Regions from separate parts of the Homo sapiens genome. Here region 1 is linked to region 2. A link is an interaction called in ENCODE POLR2A ChIA-PET data of the cell type or tissue named here. Cell type or tissue: OCI-LY7. All regions are shown on one strand. Each heading gives the region's core, and the rest is flanking DNA. Links, peaks and the distances in the headings are about the cores only. Region 1 overlaps SLC9C1 (solute carrier family 9 member C1). Region 2 overlaps BTLA (B and T lymphocyte associated).

What was found. Peaks named below come from ENCODE experiments on the same cell type or tissue, not always from the same donor. Only the 100,000 strongest peaks of a DNase experiment are listed, where the experiment ranks them.
Region 1: POLR2A ChIA-PET joins it to region 2 with 6 read pairs; 2 of 35 experiments call an interaction of 5 or more read pairs at or near these places.

What each region holds. Positions count from the first base shown.
Region 1 is chr3:112,280,793-112,286,177 of GRCh38, reverse strand. All of the region lies in intron 2 of SLC9C1 (solute carrier family 9 member C1), which reads left to right. Among named protein-coding and RNA genes, the nearest start is that of SLC9C1, 11 kb to the left of the region's middle. In OCI-LY7, for the core only: no CTCF peak of the experiment used is centred there; no DNase peak of the experiment used is centred there.
Region 2 is chr3:112,470,922-112,476,306 of GRCh38, reverse strand. It overlaps BTLA (B and T lymphocyte associated), which reads left to right. Exons shown (of 5, transcript NM_181780.4): 3 at 4,952-5,095. Among named protein-coding and RNA genes, the nearest start is that of BTLA, 26 kb to the left of the region's middle. RefSeq lists an enhancer at 2,143-2,643. In OCI-LY7, for the core only: no CTCF peak of the experiment used is centred there; a DNase peak (open chromatin) is centred at 2,766; H3K27ac peaks cover 472 bases.

The sequences.
Region 1 (5,385 bases), core at 139-5,138, 190 kb after region 2:
TTGTTATGGGCTTTTTAATGTGTAATAAGTAATTTTTTTCACAGTATTATAAAAATTTTATTTCAAAGCTTTTGATATAGCAACACATAAAAGCAATATGAAAACTAACTGTTAGGCCAGGTCCAGTGGCTCACACCTGTAATACTAACACTTTGGGAGGCTGAGATGGGCAGATCACTTGAGTCCAGCAGTTCAAGACCAGGCCCATGAACACAGCAAAACCTCGTCTCAACAACAACCAAAAATTGGCTGCACATGTTAGCACGCACCAGTAGTCCCGCCTACTCAGGAGGCTGAGGTAGGAGGACTGCTTGAGCCAGGAGGTGGATATTGCAATGAGCCAAGATCATGCCACTGCACTCCAGCCTGGGTGACAGAGCTAGATCCTATCTCAAAGAAAAAAAATAAAAAGTAAATGTTAAATTATAACTGAATACCATAAGGAAAAATATAGCTGTTTGTAGACTTGATGTGCATATTTACATCTGGTTAAATATGCGGACTCCCTTGCTTGTTTTCCACGCAAGGAGTCCTGGCTTTGAGCATGCAAGCTGAAATTATGCAGTGTAATCTTAATCTATGCAAAAATTTATGATTGTTCTGTGACTTTTAAATTTGCTAGATTAAAAACTCTCCTGGCTGGGCACGGTGCCTGATGCCTATACTCCCAGCACTGTGGGAGGCCAAGGTGGGCAGATTGCTTGAGCTCAGGAGCTCAGGACTGGCCTGGGTAACATGGCAAAGTCCCGTCTCTACTAAAAACACAAAAAAATTAGCCTGGAGTGGTGGTGCACACCTATGGTCCCAGCTACTTGGGGGACTGAGGTGGGAGGATCGCTCGAGCCTGGGAGGCGAAGGTTGCAGTGAGCCGAGATCATACCTCTGCTCTCCAGCCTTGGTGACATAGCATCACACCTTCTCAAAACAAAAACCTCTCCTGTTGTTGGCTATAAATATTTTTCAGGAGATCAAGACCATCCTGGCTAACATGGTGAAACACTGTTTCTACTAAAAATACAAAAAATTAGCCAGGCATGGTGGCAGGCACCTGTAGTCCCAGCTACTCAGAAGGCTGAGGCTGGAGAATGGCATGAACCCAGGAGGCGGAGCTTGCAGTGAGCCGAGATCATGCCACTGCATTCCAGCCTGGGTGACAGAGCAAGACTCTGTCTCAAAAAAAAAAAAAAAAAAAGAAAAATTGTATTTTTTTCTAATAATGTAAAACTAATATTTATTTAGTATACTTAATAAAACTTTTAGTAATTTAAAATATTTTAGTAATTTAAAATATTAGAAACATTGAAACACTAAAACATTTCTTTATAATTTTATAAAGAATAGTTTGAATAATGCTTGTCTTACCATATAACTTACTAGTGTTCATCTTTTCTATGCCTTGGCAAATTGTCTCACTCCTTCTTAACTTTGGGTCAGCTTCCAAAAGTTTATCCTTTGCATTTTCAATGTAATGAAGTATCTGAGAGCTCCTTTAATGTGAAGTTTTTTGCTGGCATCACTTCCTGAGACATGGTTGTTCTTTACATAACAACCACTTTCTTAATTTATGTCTATACATTTGACTTTGCTAAATTCCCCTGGCTACATATCTAGAACTGCCTCTTGAACAGCAGCAGCGTTAACATTCCCATAGTCAGCTTTATCTTCTGTAACATTCTATCTGAAGCTTGCAGCTTCATGAGATAGCTTAACATCAATTCATGCCGACTTCTGAAATGATGAACCCAGCTTTTACTGGTAATAATATATTCTCTTTCAGTCTTCTTGTCATTACCATTTTCTTTCAATGCAGTAACTAAAGTTATCACTTTGGCCTGAATGCTAGTCAAACTGATTGGGATTTGTTTTTGATTAGTCTTCAATCCAAACAAGTAAATGCTCCATTTCAACCACAAGCAGCTCTCTGTTCCCAGTGCAACTAAAACTGAAAGATGTTGAAGCAACTTTACCTTTTTACATTTATCAGACTTTTAAAATAGGTTTGTATTACAATTTCATGCAGGTCTGGGTCTCAACCTATCTTTGCTTTGCTGTCACCACTTTCAAATCTAATCACATCCAATTTCACTTCCAGCATTATCACTTTTCTTTGCTGCCCTGTCCCTTGCTAACCAGTTACCTCTTTTGATTATCCATTTTTGTAAATGGTCACGAGTTTAATCCTTGGGGTCGCGGAGGCAACACTACTATGCACTTTGTGCTTTGCTATCTGTGCATGAACTGAACAGATGATCAGTAACGAATCACCAACAAACTTTGAAAGAAGTAATGTAATAGGCGACCGATCATGATGCCCATCTTTTTTTTTTTTTTTTTGCACAGTGATTTGTGGACTAAAGAGCTGGCAGCAAAATTTATGCAAGTTTTCTCAATACTGTGGTCATGGAAATATTAACCACATTGTTGGACTGGTTTTATTTAACTTAACTGTGGTAACCAATATTTATGCATATTGGAACTGTGCAAAGCAAGGACTGCCTGTATCTAAAAAAAGCAAAACTGCCTATGAGTTCACAAAACTTTTAATCCAATTTAGTTAACTACTGTCAAAGCCTAATCCTGAATCAAATAAAAACTGAACTGCTTACTGGAGTTAGAAAAATGTTTGGAAAGAATTTAATGCAGAATTCTTCAAATTAGGATTTGCATAGAACAAAGACATTCTTTTTTTTTTTTTTTTTTAGAGATAGGGTTTTGCTCTGTCACCCATTGTAGTGGCAATAATCACAGCTCACTGCAGCTTCAAAACCTCGGGTGCAAGTGATCCTCCCACCTCAGCCTCCCAAGCAGCTAGGACCACAGGCACACACAACCATGCCTCATTAATTATTTTATTTTTTGTAGAGACAGGATTTCATTTTGTTGCCAGGACTAGTCTGGAACTCCTGGCCTCAAGGGATCCTTCTGCTTTGGCCACCCAAAGTGCAAGGATCACAGGCATGAGCCTCCATGCCCAGTCGACATTCTTTTGGGAATTCAGATCCCCTCCCCTCATTTCAATAGTCTTGAGGTCTGCAAAGAGTAAAGTTGTAGACAAAACGATCATCACAAGGCACATGACTGTAACTTTTTCCATAGCAGCCAGTACCATGTTTACTCCTCGGTAAAACAGTAGCATCCATTCCATTAATGTTGTTTTAGTTTGTTTCTGAATGCATTTATTTCACAAATTTGTTTGTTAAGGGCTATAAACAAAATTTGTATCAATTTTTATGTTTGTGTATATTTACAAAATAGAAAATTAAGTCAGCATTAATTTAAGTTAACATGAATAGTCACAATAATTTTTCCCCTCTATAAAGGGTGAATATTCAAGGAGACTTCAAAAATTTGTGGAAAAATGGAATTAAAAGATAAAAGTATAAACTATATTTCTAAACATTAGCTTGACCGAGTTCAAGACACTTTTCTAAGGGATGATACCAGCTATTTAGTCCATCCGAAAGAACTGAGAGTTCTGGAAATTTAACCACATCAATGCAGTTTTTTTTTTTCATTATTAACTGAAGAACAATGTACTGCCCTTAACAAATTATTAGGATTAGGACAAAAAAGTGAGAAGGTGCCAAACTGGGACTATAGGGTGAATGCCTAGTGATTTCCATCAAAACTCTCACAAAATTGCCCTTGTTTAATGAGAGGGACGAACAGGAGCATTGCTGTGGTGAAGAACTCTCTGGTGAAGCTTTCTCCGGCATTTTTCTGCTAAAGCTTTGGCTGAGTTTTTCAAAACACTCTCATAATAAGCAGATGTTGCCATTCTTTGGCACTACAGAAAGTCAACAAGCAAAATGCCTTGAGCATCCAAAAGCTGTTGCCATTACCTTTGTTCTCAACCAGTCCACTTGTAGTTTGACTAAACTATTTCTGTATCTTGGTAACCATTGCTTTAATTGTGCTTTGTCTTCAGGATCGCACTGGTAAAGACAGGTTTCATCTCCTGTTACAAGTTTTCAGTGAAATGCTTCAAGATCATGAGCCCATTTATTAAAATGGCCATTGAAAGCTCTGCTCTTGTCTGTAGCTGATCTGGGTGCAATGGTTTTTGTACCTCTCAGGTGTAAAGTTTGTTGAACTTTTCCGGTCAGAATTGTGTAAGGTGTGTCTATGGTGTTGGTTGTCATTTCTGCTGTTAATTGTTGGTTTTCTTCAATTAGGCCATGAACTAGATTAGTTTTTTTCTCACAATCTGATGTGGATGATCCGCCACTGTGGGCTTCTTCTTCAACATTACATATCCCTTCTTAAAACTAATTATTCATTTATAAACTGTTCTCTTTGGAGCATTGTCTCCAAACATATATAAACTTTTCATAAAGCATCAATTAAGTCACCATTCTTCCACCCAAGTGTCAACATAAATTTGATGTTTGTTCTTGCTTCAATTTTAGCAAAATTCATATTACTCTTTTCAAACCGATGTCTTATTCTTCTTAATGCTTCAGACTAGATCCTTATGATATAAATCTTCAACGTCTTGATCAAATAAATATGACAAATTATGTTCTGTAAGAAAAACACCCTTCACTTTTATTCCTTCCCTGCATATTTTGAGTAATTATCTTCTAAGACCCATGCATCTTTTCCCAAAATCTCTGAGAGTACAATTCCTTATTTCCTTCACTGTGGCAAAGTGTTTCAGAAATGTGTTCCTTGAATTAAAAATCGGTGTATCCTATTTGACTCCCGCTCCTCCAGGATCACATACCTGCAGCCAACCATGCCAAGAGCTTCCCCATTATCTCCACATCGGAGAGCCTTTTCTCCCAATATCCTCCAGTTTCAGAGACTGCACCCGGAGACCCATTATCAGGTTCCCAGATTCACCTCGATTTTGGTCCTGCCTCTCTGCTTTGCATTCTCAGGCTCAGCCTTACAAGAAGGGCGATGGTGTCGGATTGTGCCAGAATTAGTGAAAACAGGAGGAAAATGAACCAGTTGCAGCAAAACCCACTATTCCACAACTAGTTTTTTAAGTTGGTCTAGTTTCTCATTGTTCCTGAACCAGATTTCATTAAAGTTTACTTACTAATCTTTTATTGCAGGATTGCTAAAGAAACTAATCTCTGATTTATAATGTGTACAAAACTACTATAAATATTTCAATAGTAACCCAAGAGCCAATAATTGCTAGTAATGTTTGTTAAGTTTCTAAGGAGATGAGAATGAGATACATCATAGGAGAGGTAAAACAGTAACCCGGTAGATTAACAGTTACACTGATTCTGTGTGCTGATAAGTGTGAGGGAGGATTTTAAACTCATGAAAAGTAGTGAAACTGTAAGACATTGTTCACAATTTTAAGAAATCATGTCACATTAAAGTTCTATAAATGAGATATCTCATTGCCTTTCAGTAACAACATAT
Region 2 (5,385 bases), core at 279-5,278:
GCATAGCAGTTTAGCAGTAGCTACAACCCTCAATTATGAAATATAGAAGAAATCGATGGCAGAGTTAGGGACTCTGCTTTTGCAAATATAGCGTGAAGCTCGGTGCTAGTTACTTGTGACCATCCATGCACTGGCTTATAAACCTCTTCAGGATGGAAGCTGTGTCTTAAACATCTTTGCTCTGTATGATGGATGGCAGGGTACCTGGCACATGGTAGGGGCTCACTAAATATTTCTTTGTAAATGAATTAAAGAACATAGTATATGCAAAGCACAAAAATTGTCTTCATCAACCTGGAGAAGGCTATATTAAGGATGTATGGAATGAACACTTTCTGGAAAGAATTGCATTATTAATTCACATTAATGAGACAAAATATTGAATTTTTAACAAATACTATTTTTTAAACAGGTAAAATAAATTACAAAAATAAGGAAAATCTGCAAAATATTAATTCTAGAATGATATATACTATTGAATAAATAAGTGCTATTAACTAATTTATATAATATATTAACATAATGTATAATAAAATTAAATTTTGAGGCATTGAGTCCACCTTCCTTGGAAGAGAAGCCTTGTGTAATTCAGTCTTTCTTTATGGGAACTAATCTACTTCTATACGAGACATGAATTTAGCCAAGGTCAGATGAAAGGTCAGAAGTTAATAATTAATTGTGATACAAAAGTCTGTTACACAAAAGTAGCATTGCAATTTCTGCTCTATCCCATATTTGGGTCATTCATGATGACTAAAGATAATCTGTAGTTTGTAAAGTGCATAAAGGTGCCTGTTCTAGGGATCAAGTTGGGGCTGAGATTAGGATCAACAATCTATCTATTTTGTGGAGGAAAGAACCCAACTTTAGGGGAAAGGGAATAACATTCCCTCCTAAATCCTGTGCCTTGGGGGGTTTTATGGAACAAAGTATGTGAAGTATGAAGTGGTGAAAGAGAAAGTCTAAGAGCTAAATAGGAGACATGAAGGGCCTTGTCAGTTTCTTTTTGAACATTTCTACTCTCTTAGTTTCCTACTCACCTATCCTTCCTATCACTCCCTTCCTTATCAGTTTGTTAATTAATGCTCTTGATCCTCATGGAAAATCCCAGAGAATTTTCTTTGGCTTCCTACTCTTGTCTCTCCACAACATTCCACTCTGTGATGTGTTTCCTCCAATTGCTTCTATAAGCATCTCGCACCATCATTATCTTCCTTCTAAATAATTCCAATTAATTCTATGATTGGACTCTTTGTCTTTAGTATTTCCCCATTTTGGTCAATTTCAGCCAAATACACTTAAATTACCTCATACACTTCCTTCATAACAACACTCTCTTGCATAGCATCCCCAGTGGTCACAATATTGGGCTCATCTTTGTTAACCAGCATTCAAAGTCTTCCACAGTTTGATCCCACCACCTTTCTAGATTGTTTCTGGATTCCATATACAGCCTCTCAATTGCAGCCTGACGGCCTTACTTGCCATAACCACATCTCCATCATTGCCCTGTGTATGCTGCTCTTGCCACTTGTAGAGCACCCATTCATCTGTCTCCACCTATGGAAATTCTACCCCTCCTTTCAATCTCAGCTAATTTTCCAAGTTCTTAAGGAAGCTTTTCATGATCACCTGAGGGGAAGGGATCACTCCTTTTTACCAATTTTTATGCCATTTAAGTCTGTGCCTCTCATTTATCATTTCCTTTCACTGTAGTAATGTGTGGAAATGTCTTTTAGGTCCCATGAAAGATTATAATGTCCTGGAAGGCTGGAATTTGTGTAATATTTCTTTTTTTTTTTTCTTTTAACTTCCTTCACAAAAGGTAAATTGTTTAGGAATTAACTTTAATTTAAACTCTGTGTGGATTTAAAACTAATTTAATCTAGGTGTGCATTTTTCTTTAGTGAAGTGGTGAAAACAAAAATAACAGGGAGGGTCAAAGAAAAATTCCTTTTCCTTCTGAACCTGAAAGTGCTCAGTGAACTAAGTATAAGGTGAGGAGAAAAATATATTTTGGAAATATGTTTAAGGACCATGCTTTTCATAAAGAAATTTTGGAGGTCTGATAAAAAATATTTTATTTTTTCCTGTGAAATATATTTCCGAAGTGATTTTGGACATTTTCTTGTTTTTATAAGTGACTTTCTTTTGCTGTTTATGTTCAAGTTAAAAGTTCATGTAAGAACAGGACTGTGACAGAGTTGGGGCTTGGATGCTCTTGGGAAAGCACTATTCTCCCAGAATGAAGAAAAGCACCTTGCACAACAAGCCAAAGTCCTAGGGGAAAAGTTGACAGAGCTGGGGAACAGCCCTTGAAACATCCATTGGCCTGCCACTTCACCCTTCCCAAACTTCCCTTGGTCAGTTTCAGATTAAGAACTTCCCCAAGGCTGGGCGTGGTGGCTCACATCTGTAATCCTAGCACTTTGGGAGGCCAAGACGAACAAATCACTTGAGGTCAGGAGTTTGAGATCAGCCTGGTCAACATGGTGAAACCCTATCTCTACTAAAAATACAAAAAATAAACTGGGCACGGTGGGAGGCGCCTGTAATCCCAACTACTCAGGAGGCTGAAGCAGGAGAATCACTTGAACCCAGGAGGTGGAGGCTGCAGTGAACCGAGATTGCACCACTGCACTCCAGCCTGGGTGATAGAGCGAGACTCCATCTCAAAAAAAAAAAAAAAAAAAAAGAAGAAGAAAAAAAGAACTTCCCCAAAATGTGATCATTATCTGTGGCAGGAAAGTGGGTGTGGAGTGAGAGGGCAGGAAGTCCTTGTGGGCTTCCACCCTGATTTGGAGCACCTGCTGAATGTGCCTCTTCTTATTCCAGGTGCCAGAGATATCATTGTGCAGACTATACTGTGTCCTTATGCTTAAGGAATGGGGAAGAGGTGATCAAAGCAGACAGACAAAGATTGCGTTGTATTTACAGTCTTTCAGTGAGCTTCAAAATAAGCCCAGATATTTACTTTGTGTCAATGATCGTGGGGTTGATGTTCCACAAATTGTGCTTACTGATCTTGAGATAGATTGTTGGATTCTCTGGTAGTGTGCAAACACTGGAATCCTCCCCAAGGCTAGCTCTGGTTTTGGACACGTGAGAGTACACCCTCATCATTTTCTCAATCAATTTCAGTTATTTACCTTGTTTCTCTATTTCAGAACAAACTCAAAATAAGTTAGGGGGAGTTTTGAGTTTGTTCTGAAATAGAGAAACAGTTTGTTCTGAATTAGTTTTATTTGATCAAACTAATCAAGTAAAATTAAGGAAATTAGGTTTTTTTGGTGGTTAAAGAAATAACAGAAGTTGGATCTTCTTGATCCAGCAGATCTGTTTGTATTAGGGTATCTGTTGTAGAAACCTTAGTCCCCATTGCTATCCAAGACCCTCCCCCAGGCAGCTGTTTCTGGCACTCCTGGCAGTGGTTTGGCTGCTCGCTAACCTAAACAGCAGCTGCAACATCAATAGACAACATTTGTTACCACTCTGAATAACCAAACCACTTTTTGTGCAACTTCAGTTGCCTCTAATCATTTTTACCCCAAACCTAAGCATCTAGCCAAACAAAATAACATTATAATATAATTAATAGAATTTTTTTTTTGTTTGAGATGGAGTCTTACTCTGTCACCCAGGCTGAGTGCAGTGGTACCATCTCGGTTCACCGAAGTCTCCACCTACCGAGTTCAAGCGATTCTCCTGTCTCAGCCTCCCATGTACCTGGGATTACAGGTGCATACCACGCCCAGCTAATTTTTGTATTTTTAGTAGAGACGGGGTTTCACCATTTTGGCCATGCTGGTCTCGAACTCCTGATCTCAAGTGATCCGCCTACCTCGGCCTCCCAAAGTGCTGAGATTACAGGTGTGAGCCACCAGGCCAGACCTTAGAATATCTTACTCCAGTATTTTTCATACTGTGTTAACTGTAACCCAAAATTAAAAAAAACAACAACAACAACAACAACCAGATCTTACATCACAACCCATAATGCACACAAATATAAAAAAGTTTCATAAGGTCATACTTAACCATAAGACAGAGTTTCTCCATTGACACTTTGGTCTGGATAATGTTTTGTTGCACTAAGTGGGGGTTGCATCCTGTATAGTGTAGGGTGTTTAGCAGAATCCCCGGCTTCTACTCACTGGTTGCCAGCCTCCCTCCCCCTACCTTGTTACAGCCAAAAATGTCTCCAGACATTGCCACACATGTTCCCTGCTTGAGAACCACTGCTCTAGTGTGTGTGATGCATTCTGATGATTTCTATCCTCTTCTGTTTCATTTTTTAAAATGCTATTTGTGACATACTAAATTGTTTCACAACCTGCTAATGAGCTGTGAACAACTGCAGACAAACAGGGCCTCAATGCGTATTAACATTGATCAATAGTAATGCGCATTAGCTGTGTGCCATGCAGAGCACTTTTAAGGCTATCAAAAGTATTTGATATTTGGAGATTCTGATAAGTTACGAGACAAGGAAAGGACATTGTGTTGAAGAAACTTGAATTTCCTGTTACAAACATGTTGGCTTGAGTTCCCATTGCCACTCACTAGCTATCTGACTTGGAGCAACTCTTGGGACAAAATAAAGACAATGGTTTTCCTACTTAAGTGATGAATATGAGAGTTAGATACTGTAAATAGAAAGGCTTAATGAAGTACCTTCTGACAGTTATCATGAAGATTGTTCTGTGGAAGATTAACTCTATCAGAATAAAGAATTTCTGCAAAAGATAAATTATCGCAGAGCCACGTCTGCTCAGCAAGAAAGCAAGAGGTGGCTGAGGGCACTGGGATTCTTGAGGAATGCCTCTGAAGGGGAAATGGAGGCATTGGCCTGAAATCTCCTTCACTCAAGTTCTGACAATGCAGAGGGGTGCCGCTGATCCCAATATATCTCAGATTTCCTAACTCTCTTTAGCATTTACTAACATTCCAGATGTAAAAAGTGCCTCAGAACGACCCTCCAAGGACGAAATGGCAAGCAGACCCTGGCTCCTGTATCGTTTACTTCCTTTGGGGGGATTGCCTCTACTCATCACTACCTGTTTCTGCCTGTTCTGCTGCCTGAGAAGGCACCAAGGTGGGTTCTATTTTCCCTCTGCCCCCAGTACCACACATTTGGGGCCATTCTTATTTCTGGGGCTAAAGGATTTTTAGTTTCTTCCTGTTGTTTTCTTTCCCAATCCTGTAAACCATGGATAATGATTTCCTAGAAGACAACTCATATTTGCGCTAAAAAGCTAAATAGGTTGGTTGGGGCTCCCTTGAGTCACGGGAGAGGCATGCTCACCACGCACAGTATTCCAGCTAGAGTTGTGGCGAGCATAGCACATTGCTGAGACTTCATCATTCTCTTTGCATCAATCTTAG